2 separate regions of the Homo sapiens genome follow, and region 1 is linked to region 2. Evidence: chromatin loops called from intact Hi-C (ENCODE). Cell type or tissue: mammary epithelial cell. All regions are shown on one strand. Region 1 overlaps MESTIT1 (MEST intronic transcript 1, antisense RNA). Region 2 overlaps CPA5 (carboxypeptidase A5).

Region 1 (5,000 bases), 130 kb after region 2:
CAAATAAAGTGTTTCTGAAAAAGGTTGCGTTGCTCTAGTTCTAGCAACGTGCTCACTCTGCAGCTGTGGGATCTCTGGGTGCCATCTTGTTTTCCTGCCACTCTCCCTATTCCCTGGCAGACCCTGTCCCCTTGGAATGCCCACAGAATTTTGATCATAGCTAAATTACATCATTTATCACATTACTTGTTGTCAGCTTATGCGTTTATCTCTACCACTGGATTGCAAGCTACTTGAAGTTCTTAATAAGAACAGCGGCAGCAATAATACAGTGCTTCTTGTGTGCCAGGCACCCCACCAAGTGCTTTACACATATTAACTCATTTAGACCTCACACGTCCCTCACAATATCTTGGTATCTTCATCTCTCACAACTCATTAAACATTCTATGGTTGTCTTTCAATTTAGATCTCTCTTCTTCAAAAGGAGTTTTTAAGAAAAATCTATTACTGGCTTGTAATATATCAATCTCTAAGCAAAAATACTCGTAACATTCATATAATAAGAACAGATTACATGGGATAAAAGTAGGATCATTTTCTCATTTAGCCTGACATCAAGAGTATTTATTTGGCTTTCTATACCATTAGTTTAAATTAGAACACTCTATTTCCATCCACTAGAGTAGAATAGCTATGTGTTTTCCCTTTAAAAGATAAATTAACTCTGTAAGCATTAATACTTTAAAAAATGACTAGTGGTTTTTCAAATATTTTAGTTCTACCAAACTGATGAATAGATAAACATGAGCAGATAGATCTGGATTTAAATCTTGATTCCACAATTTACCAGCTCTGTGACCATGGGCAAGCTCCTTAATCTTTCAAAGCCTGTTTTCTCATTAGTAAAATTAGGATAATAATAGTTCTTTATAGGGTAATCATCAGAAGTTAAAAATGTACATATGAGAAATTCAGCACAGAGTCTGGCACAAAGCGATTAACAAATATTTGCTGTTATTCATTCTTATCATCATTATTATAAAATGTTGGGTTGAGCTGGGCATGACGGTGCATGCCTGTAATACCAGCTATTTGAGAGGCTGAAGCAGGAGGATTTCTTGAGCTCAGGAGTTTGAGGCTGCAGCAAGCTATGATCGCACCACTGCACTCCAGCCTGGGAGACAGGGTGAGATCTCTTGTCTATAAAAAGAAAATTAAAATGTTGGGTTGGCAAAAGGGACATAGAAATGAGTAAGATGCTGTCCTTGTCCTCAAGAAGCTCAGCTCTGTGGTAGGAGAGACAAGACAGGTCTGCAAACATCATCACAAAACAATGTGATAAGGCAACAGAGGGACAGAGAAAGCACAGAGGAGGGAGGGATCATTTCCATAGGAAAGTTTCATGGAAGGCTTGCAAGAGGATGTGAAAATTACATTGATTTTTAAAGAACGAGGAGGAATTTTTTAGGTAGCCCAAGTGGGACAGGACATAGCTGGTCCTGGAGAACATGTGTAAAGGCACGGAGAAAGGAAACTGCATGGTGTTTTGGGAGGAACTATAATTAGTAATGTTTGGTCAGATCATGAGGTTTTGGTGGGGGTGGGTAAGATGGAGGTGGTAAGATAGAAGATTCTAGAGGAAGTCAAGGCAAGGACCAGATTTTGAAGTGTTTTGCATGCGGAGCTGAAGAGCTTGAATTTAGCACCAGCAATAGGGTGTCAGTAAAGAGTTTTATAAGAGAGATGTGATCAGATTTGCATTTTAGAAAAATCACTTTGGCAGGTTTGTGAATGATGGACCAGAAATGTGTGATGGTGGAGACTTGGAAGCCAATTAGGAGGCAGTAGTCCAGGTGAGAAATAATGCCCCGAACAAGGGCAAATGGCATTAGGAATGGAGGGGAGCAAGCTGAACTCAAGAGACCCTTGGGAGGTAAGATGAAAAGGATGGGGAGGAGGGAACTTGTTGGGATCTGTATCTAAGGGTACCCGACCCCTTGGTCTCATTCCACTGTTCCACAGGGGTTGGTGACAGTGTGTGGGAGACAGGGGTGGACAGAAGTGCGTTAACCAAGATACAGACTAGAGAAGGAAGCGTCAGTTCTTAGGACAGGGGTCAGTTTGTAGTGTGGGAAAGAGGAGGTGAGAAAGGGTAGTGAATTTCACCTGGCCCTTGTTGAGTATGTGATGCCTGTGTTCGCCATGTGAACAGCAGAAAGCAGCAAATATAAGGATCGAGAGCACGGGGTAGAGAGAGGGCTGGCGATGGACACCATCTTTAGGGTAATTGCGAAATTAGGGGAAGGGCTGAAATACGGAAGGCTCGCCGAAGATCTCTAGGTAGTTAATAACTATCAAAATGTCACTTCTTTGGCCTTCACTTTTATTATGTAAAAGTACTCAGATCAGGCCGAATACAATTTTATTCTCTTTATCCAATGCCGGAGGCTATTGTCGAAGCCACGGCCTGCCATTTCATACCCTTTGCAATAGGTGGCGCTGACGCCTGGCAGGGAGAAGGCGGCAGCACATGCTGGGCTCGGGGGCGATGGGCTTGTGCGCGGACCTGGCGACGCTCTAGCCCCGAGCCGCGTATTCGTGGCCGGGTCCTCCCTGGGAACAGGGTGAAGGCCGAGAACCTCTGGCCTCAGGAAGCGCATGCGCAACCGGTTCTCCGAAACATGGAGTCCTGTAGGCAAGGTCTTACCTGAATCAGGTAAGAGGCGGGCGGGGAAGGAGTGGAGCCTCCCCGTGCACCCTCGCAGCCCGCTCCAGGAGTGGGACTAGCCCTCCTTGGGGGTGTGGCTCGTGTGCGTGGGCCACACCAGTCCTAGGGGCAGGTAAGTGCGCGTGGCCCAGGAGGCGTGAGGCTGTGCTGGCGAGGGGAGGGCTCCCGGGGCGCGTGGGTGCCCATACGAGGTGCGCCGCCGCCGGTCCAGAAGAGGGCCACGTGGGCGAGAGCCTCGGTCGTCGCCTCCCAGCACCTCGGGGTCGTAGAGAACACAAAAGTCACACAACCCTCGCCGAGGCTTGACCCCCGCGACAGAGTTTAGTCATTCCGTTAGCTGGCTCCACCCGCCCTCCTGGGCGTGGGGACTCGATTTCTTGGGAGGCTGCGCCTTCCTACTTGTGGGACAGCCAGCCTTGGAGGTTGGAAAGGTCGCAGGCACACGGGTGTGACCGAGTGGTAGAGGGCGTGGCTGTTCCGGGTCGGAGCTGCAGGTGTCGGTCCAGGTCCAGGCGCTGGGGTCACCAGGGCGGAGAGCGGCAGTGGTGGCGCGGCTGGGGGCCTGGTTCAGGGAGGGGGACAGCTGAAGAAGGTGTGAGGTGAGGAGAGCAGTCGAGGAAAACGGAAGCACCTGCTCCTGGTTGACTCATTCTGGCTGGAGGCATAATCTAATGTGGGAAGGTAGTAACAGGAAAAAAAAAAAAAAGCGAGAAAGAGCGACTGTGCCTGTGCTGAAGCCCTTTCCTCCTCCTAGCTCCCAGGCAGCTAGAAAATTGCCTGTCTGAAAGAAAGTAGCTGTTTTCCTTAGGGGACTGTGGTGAGTGACAAATGAGATGATATATGTGAAAGGGTAAAGAGCTATAAAAATGCAAGATTCTATTACTTAATTAGAATCCTTCAGCCTATTTATCTGTTTGAGTGGATAAAATGTCCTCTAGGTGTGGGATAGTGGGGCAGGAGTACCTGGTGAAGAAGTACCAGCTGTGGGATAATGGGATGTGTGGAGTAATGCAGAGGGTGTGTGAAGATAGTTTAGGGGTGCCCACTAATACTGTCACCTGGAGAAACAACCATCTGTCATTTAGGTTCATCTTATTTGGGTAAGAGATTATTCAGTTCCACTGCTTCCCTCGTCTGCCACTCATCTTTTGAGCTTTTTACAGCCAAACACTTTTACTCAAAAATGGGCCTGAAGAGGAACACACCAGTAGCTTCAGGGATATATTGGTTAATTTGTTTTTGTTTGGTTTTGTTTTTGAGATGAAGTCTCGCTCTGTCACCCAGGCTGGAGTGCAGTGACGCCATCTCATCTCACTGCAACTTCTGCCTCCGGGACTCAAGCTATTCTCCTGCCTCAGCCTCCCAAGTAGCTGGGACTACAGGCACACACCACTACACATGGCTAATTTTTGTATTTTTGGTAGAGACGGGGTTTCACCATGTTGGCCAGGCTGGTCTCGAACTCCTGACCTGAAGTGATCCGCCTGCTTCAGCCTCAAAGTGCTGGGATTACAGGCATGAGCCACTGCGCCCGGCCACATTGGTTAATTTGGTTGAGAGCGGGCTCGATGTGATTTTATTGATGATAATGTCTTCAATTTGCCTTGCCCTCAGTACAAAGCAGCATGTTGTACCAAGGGTTCTGGGCTGAGGGACATAACTAGGGAAGACTGAGCTGTGAATTTGTCCCCTCAGTAGAGGATCACCCTGGCCAAGTTCCAGTTCATCTTGGAGCCTTATTTTACATCAGATGGGAAAAGACCTTGCAGGTCATTCATTGTCTTACATGCAGAGCTCGCATACCTGCCACAGGGTTACCCAGCCCCCAGTGGACAGAGAATTTGTCCCATACCAAAATGGCTGAGCCACCCAATCCCTCTAGACAGCCCCTATGTTGGAAAATTCTTTATGTTGAATCGACATCTGTTTCTCTACAATTTGCACTCATTGGAGCCATACAGAATAAAATGTCTAATGCTGCTTCCACAAATATTTGAGGACTGCTAACACATTTCCTTCTTCTACTTACTCCACAAGGCTTCTTTTCTTCAAACCAAACATGCCCATCTATTTCAAACAGGGAGGCAGTGTGGAGTAGTGGAAAGAAGGCCAACTTTGGAGCCAGGCACATCTGCGTTCAGTTCCCAGCCCCTTCACATCCTAACACTTAGCGTTCCGAGCTGCCGTATCTCTCTCTGAAATCTGTGAGTGAAAATACTCATCTAGCCAGGCTACTGTGAGGATCAGGGATATGTTGGGTGAAGATCCATGCTCATGGTAGGAGCTTAAAATACGAGAACTGTTACACCTTCAGTTTGCAATTCATTTA
Region 2 (5,000 bases):
GCTGAGGTGGGTGCATCACCTGAGGTTGGGAGTTCAAGACCAGCCTGACCAACATGGAGAAACCCTGTTTCTACTAAAAATACAAAAAATTAGCCAGGCGTGGTGGTGCATACCTGTAATCCCAGCTACTCGGGAGGCAGAGGCAGGAGAATCGCTTGAACCTGGGAGGCAGAGGTTGCGGTGAGGCGAGATCACGCCACTGTACTCCAGCCTGGCCAAGAAGAGAGAAATTCCATCTCAAAAAAAAAAAAAAAGTTCTTATTGAAGTAGTATAAGCACATTGCCAAAATGTAAAAATAGAGGATAGAAAAAATTTACTCCAAATCTGCCTTCTTCTATCTTAGCAGGCATTGCGAATATTTTGGTTTATATTTTTGGGATTTTAGTATCTTGCATTCTTATGCTCAGGGGTCCTTGAGTTTTCATCATTGTAAAAATCTTTCAAATTGAAAGAATAGTACAATGGAGTTTTTAGCTGTTGTTAACACTTGCATGCTCTTTCTGTCTACACACATATGCATACACACAGACATAAACATATCTGTGTATGTGTGTGTTTTTGTGCCTCTGTGTGTGTGTGTGTGTGTGTGTGTGTGTGTGTGTGTGTGTTTAGAAATAGGGTGTCACTCTGTTGCCCAGCCTGGAGTACAGTGGTACGATCATAACTCACTCTCAATCATAGCTCACTCTAGCCTCCAACTCCCGGGCTCAAGCAGTCCTCCTGCCTCAGCTTAAGTAGATGGGACTGCGGGCATGCGTCACCAAGCCTGACTAATTTTTTAATTTTAATTTTTTGTAGAGATGGGGCCTTGCTTTGTTGCCCAGGCTGGTCTCAAACTCCTGGGCTCCAGCGACCCTCCTGCCTTGGACTCCCAAAGTGCTGCGTTTACAGGTGTGAGCCACCATGCCCAACCTGCATATGTGTTATTACTGTTGGCCTTTAGTTTTGATAGTTGGCCTTAAGGAACCCAAGGGTACAGACTAGAATGCCTGGTTCTTATCTCACCTCCACCACTTGTTAGCTTTGCCATTAAGTCCCTTTACCACTCCAATCTGCTTTAGCTCTAAAACAGAAATAGCTCATTTCTGTCCTGTTTTCAGGTCATCTGACCAGATCAAGTGAGATCATGAACATAAAGAAGCTTGGTCAACTAAGGCTCTAGCCCCAAATAAGTTATCAGCAAGACTTAGTTGTGGCCCAGTGCTGCAAACAAAGGGCAACTCGCGTTAATGAGGATGCTTTCTCAGCATCCTCTGTGGCAGACGACCTGAGTACTTCCCACACTGGACAGTCTGTGCTGAATCCTGGGGTGCCTTGGCTCCTGGATGCCATTATAAGGGCATGGGCTTGGGTGAAGGACACTAGCTCATCTCACTGTGACCCAAGCAGAGAAAAATGTCCCAAGATTATGTAGGTGGTCTGAGCAGTGAGTGAGTGGTTAACCCAACCAGGCATTATACTGCCCTCTGTATGGGCAGCGGGAAGTACCATGTAAGGCTTGAATGCTTGACTCCACGTTGATACCCAAGGACATTGCTTTTGGCTCATCAAGACTTGTGTTTAGGAGATAAGTGAAAGACCATTGGCACATTAATCATATTGATTTGGACTGACTTTGGCCATGCCTGGCTTTCTGAATGGCTTGGATACCAGTTGTCTAGGCTGTTTCCTAGAAGTGGAGTTAATGTTGGGGGTCAGAGGAACCCTCTGCTTCCCCCAGGGGGGTCAGTGCACATGGTTCACCTTGGGTCCTGACTCAACAGAGTGTTTATTAAGTGCAAAAGCAATGTTGGCAGTAGACTGTGAGCACCTTTTTTCCCCCAAAAACACCTTCAAATCCATTATTACATTTTATCCTATGAGGTGGCAAGGCAGATATTGCTTTCCCAATTTTCAAGCTGAGGAAACTAAGGCCACAGTAAATTCCACAGCCAGTTAGTGGCAGAGGCAGACCTAGAACCCAGCTCTCTGGACTCCTTGCCCTGTGATCATTTGGGAAATGGCAGCATGACTGCCAGCTTGCCAGGCAGAAGAATCAGCCAGCAACCTGGACCTTCCTTCTGTTGTGCAGTTCACACTCATGGTGGCTCATTCTCCTGTGTTGCTGCTGTCTTTATGCACAGCCAGTGGAGGCAGGGCTCAGAAGAGGCATAGCCAGCCCAGCTCTCCCCTTCCTTTCCAATATGTGTTCCCCATCACCCAGGTGCTGCTGGATGAGGAAAGACAGGCCATGGCGAAATCCCGCCGGCTGGAGCGCAGCACCAACAGCTTCAGTTACTCATCATACCACACCCTGGAGGAGGTAGGTCTGGCCGGGCAAGCTCTGGGCTCTCTTGTGTCTTTGGGCCCCTTAGGGTCTCCTGACTCAGTCAGAAACTAGTGAAGGACTCCAGGGTTTATGGGAAACTGTGACTGACACTTAGGGACTGTACAGCAGACATTAGGTTAAGGTCTGTTAGGCAGAGAGTCATATTCAAAGAGATCTGGAAGCCAGAATTCAGATAGAGGGGACAGTAGTTCAACTGTACAGCCCTAGACAGGTACAGAGCAGAGTAATGGGTCTACTAGGCAGAACACTAACGCAGGGACCCATTATGGGCCAGAATAGAGCAGGTAGAAGCTACCTTCATCTTGACAGAGCAGGAGCGTCGCCATCTTGAACAAACACCACCATTCTAAGTTCCCCTGGATTAAAAAACTGCCTAAATCCAGTCCTTATAGTTATAAAAAGGACAAAAATCAGCCAGAAGCCCCTCCTGGGTTTATTTCTCTAAAATAAACTTGTCCTTGACTGTGAAGCCACATTTTGTGTTTCTTTCCTCTTTCTTTAACTCTTACACATATCCAATCCTCCAGCTAGGGACCTAGGGCTCTCAGCCCGTGACCAGTCCTTGTGTTCAGTGGCCCCAGCCATGGGTGCTGGGGTATATAATATGAGGGGCAGGAAGCCAGGCACATTGGACAGCCATGTTTGTAGAATAAAAGGGAGGTGCCTTCACTTGGAGAAAGTTCATGACCACAGTTAGAGCCAGCCAGGGTAAGTGACTTGTTTATAAAGGAGAATGTACACAGAGGGTGCAGGGATGCCCACTCCAGAAAGGAACTCAAGGCACACGTCTCATTTTGCGTGTCAAAGGACATGACCTTCTTGATACCATCCATCTATTATCATCATCGCTTTTCCCACTTCACAAGTCATGCAATAGAGCATCCATTTTCTTTCATATATTTGTTAATTCAATTACATGTATTGAAAGAACAAGAGAATGAAATAATACAGTCTGTCACTATTTATTGATGCCAAAGATAAATAAAACAAGAACCCTGCCTTCAAGGGGCTTACAGTCTAAAAGGAGCGAGAAGATAAAAACAACACTACAAAGCCTGTCAGATCTGTCAAACGGATTGAATGGGCCAAAGAATGGAGACAAGAGAGAATTTCTAACCAGAGAGAGCCATGTGGGTCAAGCCTGGGGATTTGAGCAGGCTCAGCACACACTGTTCTTCCAGGCAAAGGCATAGCTCTGCACAGAGCAAGGAGCCTGGGAATCCAGCAAGATCACAACTCACTTCCTTTAGCTCTGAGGGAGTGCTCTATTTTTGCAATTCTTTATCTGGGTTCTTTTAGACCCTCGAGGGTCTAAATACCCAAAGCATTGAAGAGAGTGGGAAGGGACAGGGAGAACATTCAGAGAGGCCCCAGTGTTCATCCCTCTTCCTGCTTAACTGCCAATCTTACACACTTCTTTCCTTTCAGATATATAGCTGGATTGACAACTTTGTAATGGAGCATTCCGATATTGTCTCAAAAATTCAGATTGGCAACAGCTTTGAAAACCAGTCCATTCTTGTCCTGAAGGTAAAAGCCCACAATGTCAACCTGTAGACTCTACCTTGAGGGCCTCTGGCATAAGATTGATCTCATATGGGGTAGTGGCTGGGCGGGAGTTTTGCGGAGAAGGACAATTTGTCTACTCCTGTCCCCAGGTGACCCATAAACTTTGGGGTTGTGGCATTCAGAGATCCACCCTTGTAGTATGAAGAGGTGACAGTGTGGTGACCTAGCCTGTCCTTGGTCAGGAAGTAGGTGGGAGGATGGCTAAGGAGTTGGGGCTGCAGATTGGCAGTTGTCACCCTGGACTTGGGGTGTGAGTGTGGGTGAGCTGGCGTTCTATTACCTCAGTTGCTTCATCTGTTCAATGGGAAGAGAGGTACACAGAAGGCCCATTTGCTAATGAGGTCATCTGGCTTAGACAGCCCTACAGACATGCCTGAGTCTATAGAGAAGCCTCCCAGCCCTTCACAGGAGCCACTGGAACAGAATTCAAGCAACTCAGGACCCTGCAGTTCCTTGGGTCATGAAGGAAGTAGGAGATGTGAATGCAGAGCCCATCAGAAAGCAATTCTTAGTTTGCGCCCAAAAGGGCACCCGGGAGTGTGGACCCTGCGGGGCGTTTAGCATCAGCTGTCAGGAAGGGCAGGTGCCTGCTGCTGCTCTCAACGATTCTCTGATGGGCTCCTCCGAGCAGCCAAGTGGACCCACCTAACTTGGGATTTGACTTAACCTGTCCCTGCTTCCATTTCTCCAGGGGCCATGGTCTTCTCTCTCTAATGTTGTCTGAAGCCTTGCTATTCAAAGCACGGCCCCTGCATGGCAGCATCAACATCACCTGGGAGCTTATTAGAAATGCCAAACCTCAGACCCCTCCCCAGACCTACTAAGTCAGAATCTGCACTGGAATAAGATCCCCAGGAGACTCATGTGCCCATTAGAGTTTGAGAAACCCTGGTCTTAAGATACTTTCAATCCTGGGAAATTCTGTGCTTCTGGATGGATCACTTTGCTCGCCAATGGCACCACCATATTTTCAAAGGCCCTCACACGTGTGCACTTTTGGGCACATGGACAGGTACCTGCACACACACCCTCTTACCCAGTGCTTAAAGCTGCCCCAGGCACTGAGGATGCCTCAGGGACCTCCTTCCAGGTAGCCCAGAG

What was found. Hi-C counts contacts between places; a loop is a spot of excess contacts. Peaks named below come from ENCODE experiments on the same cell type or tissue, not always from the same donor. Only the 100,000 strongest peaks of a DNase experiment are listed, where the experiment ranks them.
Region 1: a loop joins it to region 2, with 3 times the contacts of the local background. A loop is called at or near these places in 12 of 110 quality-filtered maps.

The regions. Positions count from the first base shown.
Region 1 is chr7:130,483,737-130,488,736 of GRCh38, forward strand. It overlaps MESTIT1 (MEST intronic transcript 1, antisense RNA), which reads right to left. Exons shown (of 2, transcript NR_004382.2): 2 at 2,306-5,000. It also overlaps a transcript of MEST not described here. Among named protein-coding and RNA genes, the nearest start is that of MESTIT1, 4.7 kb to the right of the region's middle. RefSeq lists an enhancer at 3,074-3,123 and a silencer at 3,211-3,430. In mammary epithelial cell, a CTCF peak has its summit at 2,437 (motif pointing right); no DNase peak of the experiment used is centred here; H3K4me3 peaks cover 865 bases.
Region 2 is chr7:130,357,385-130,362,384 of GRCh38, forward strand. CPA5 (carboxypeptidase A5) reads left to right here. Exons shown (of 13, transcript NM_080385.5): 6 at 2,205-2,303; 7 at 3,759-3,860. Among named protein-coding and RNA genes, the nearest start is that of CPA5, 15 kb to the left of the region's middle. In mammary epithelial cell, a CTCF peak has its summit at 2,224; a DNase peak (open chromatin) is centred at 2,287; H3K27ac peaks cover 1,514 bases.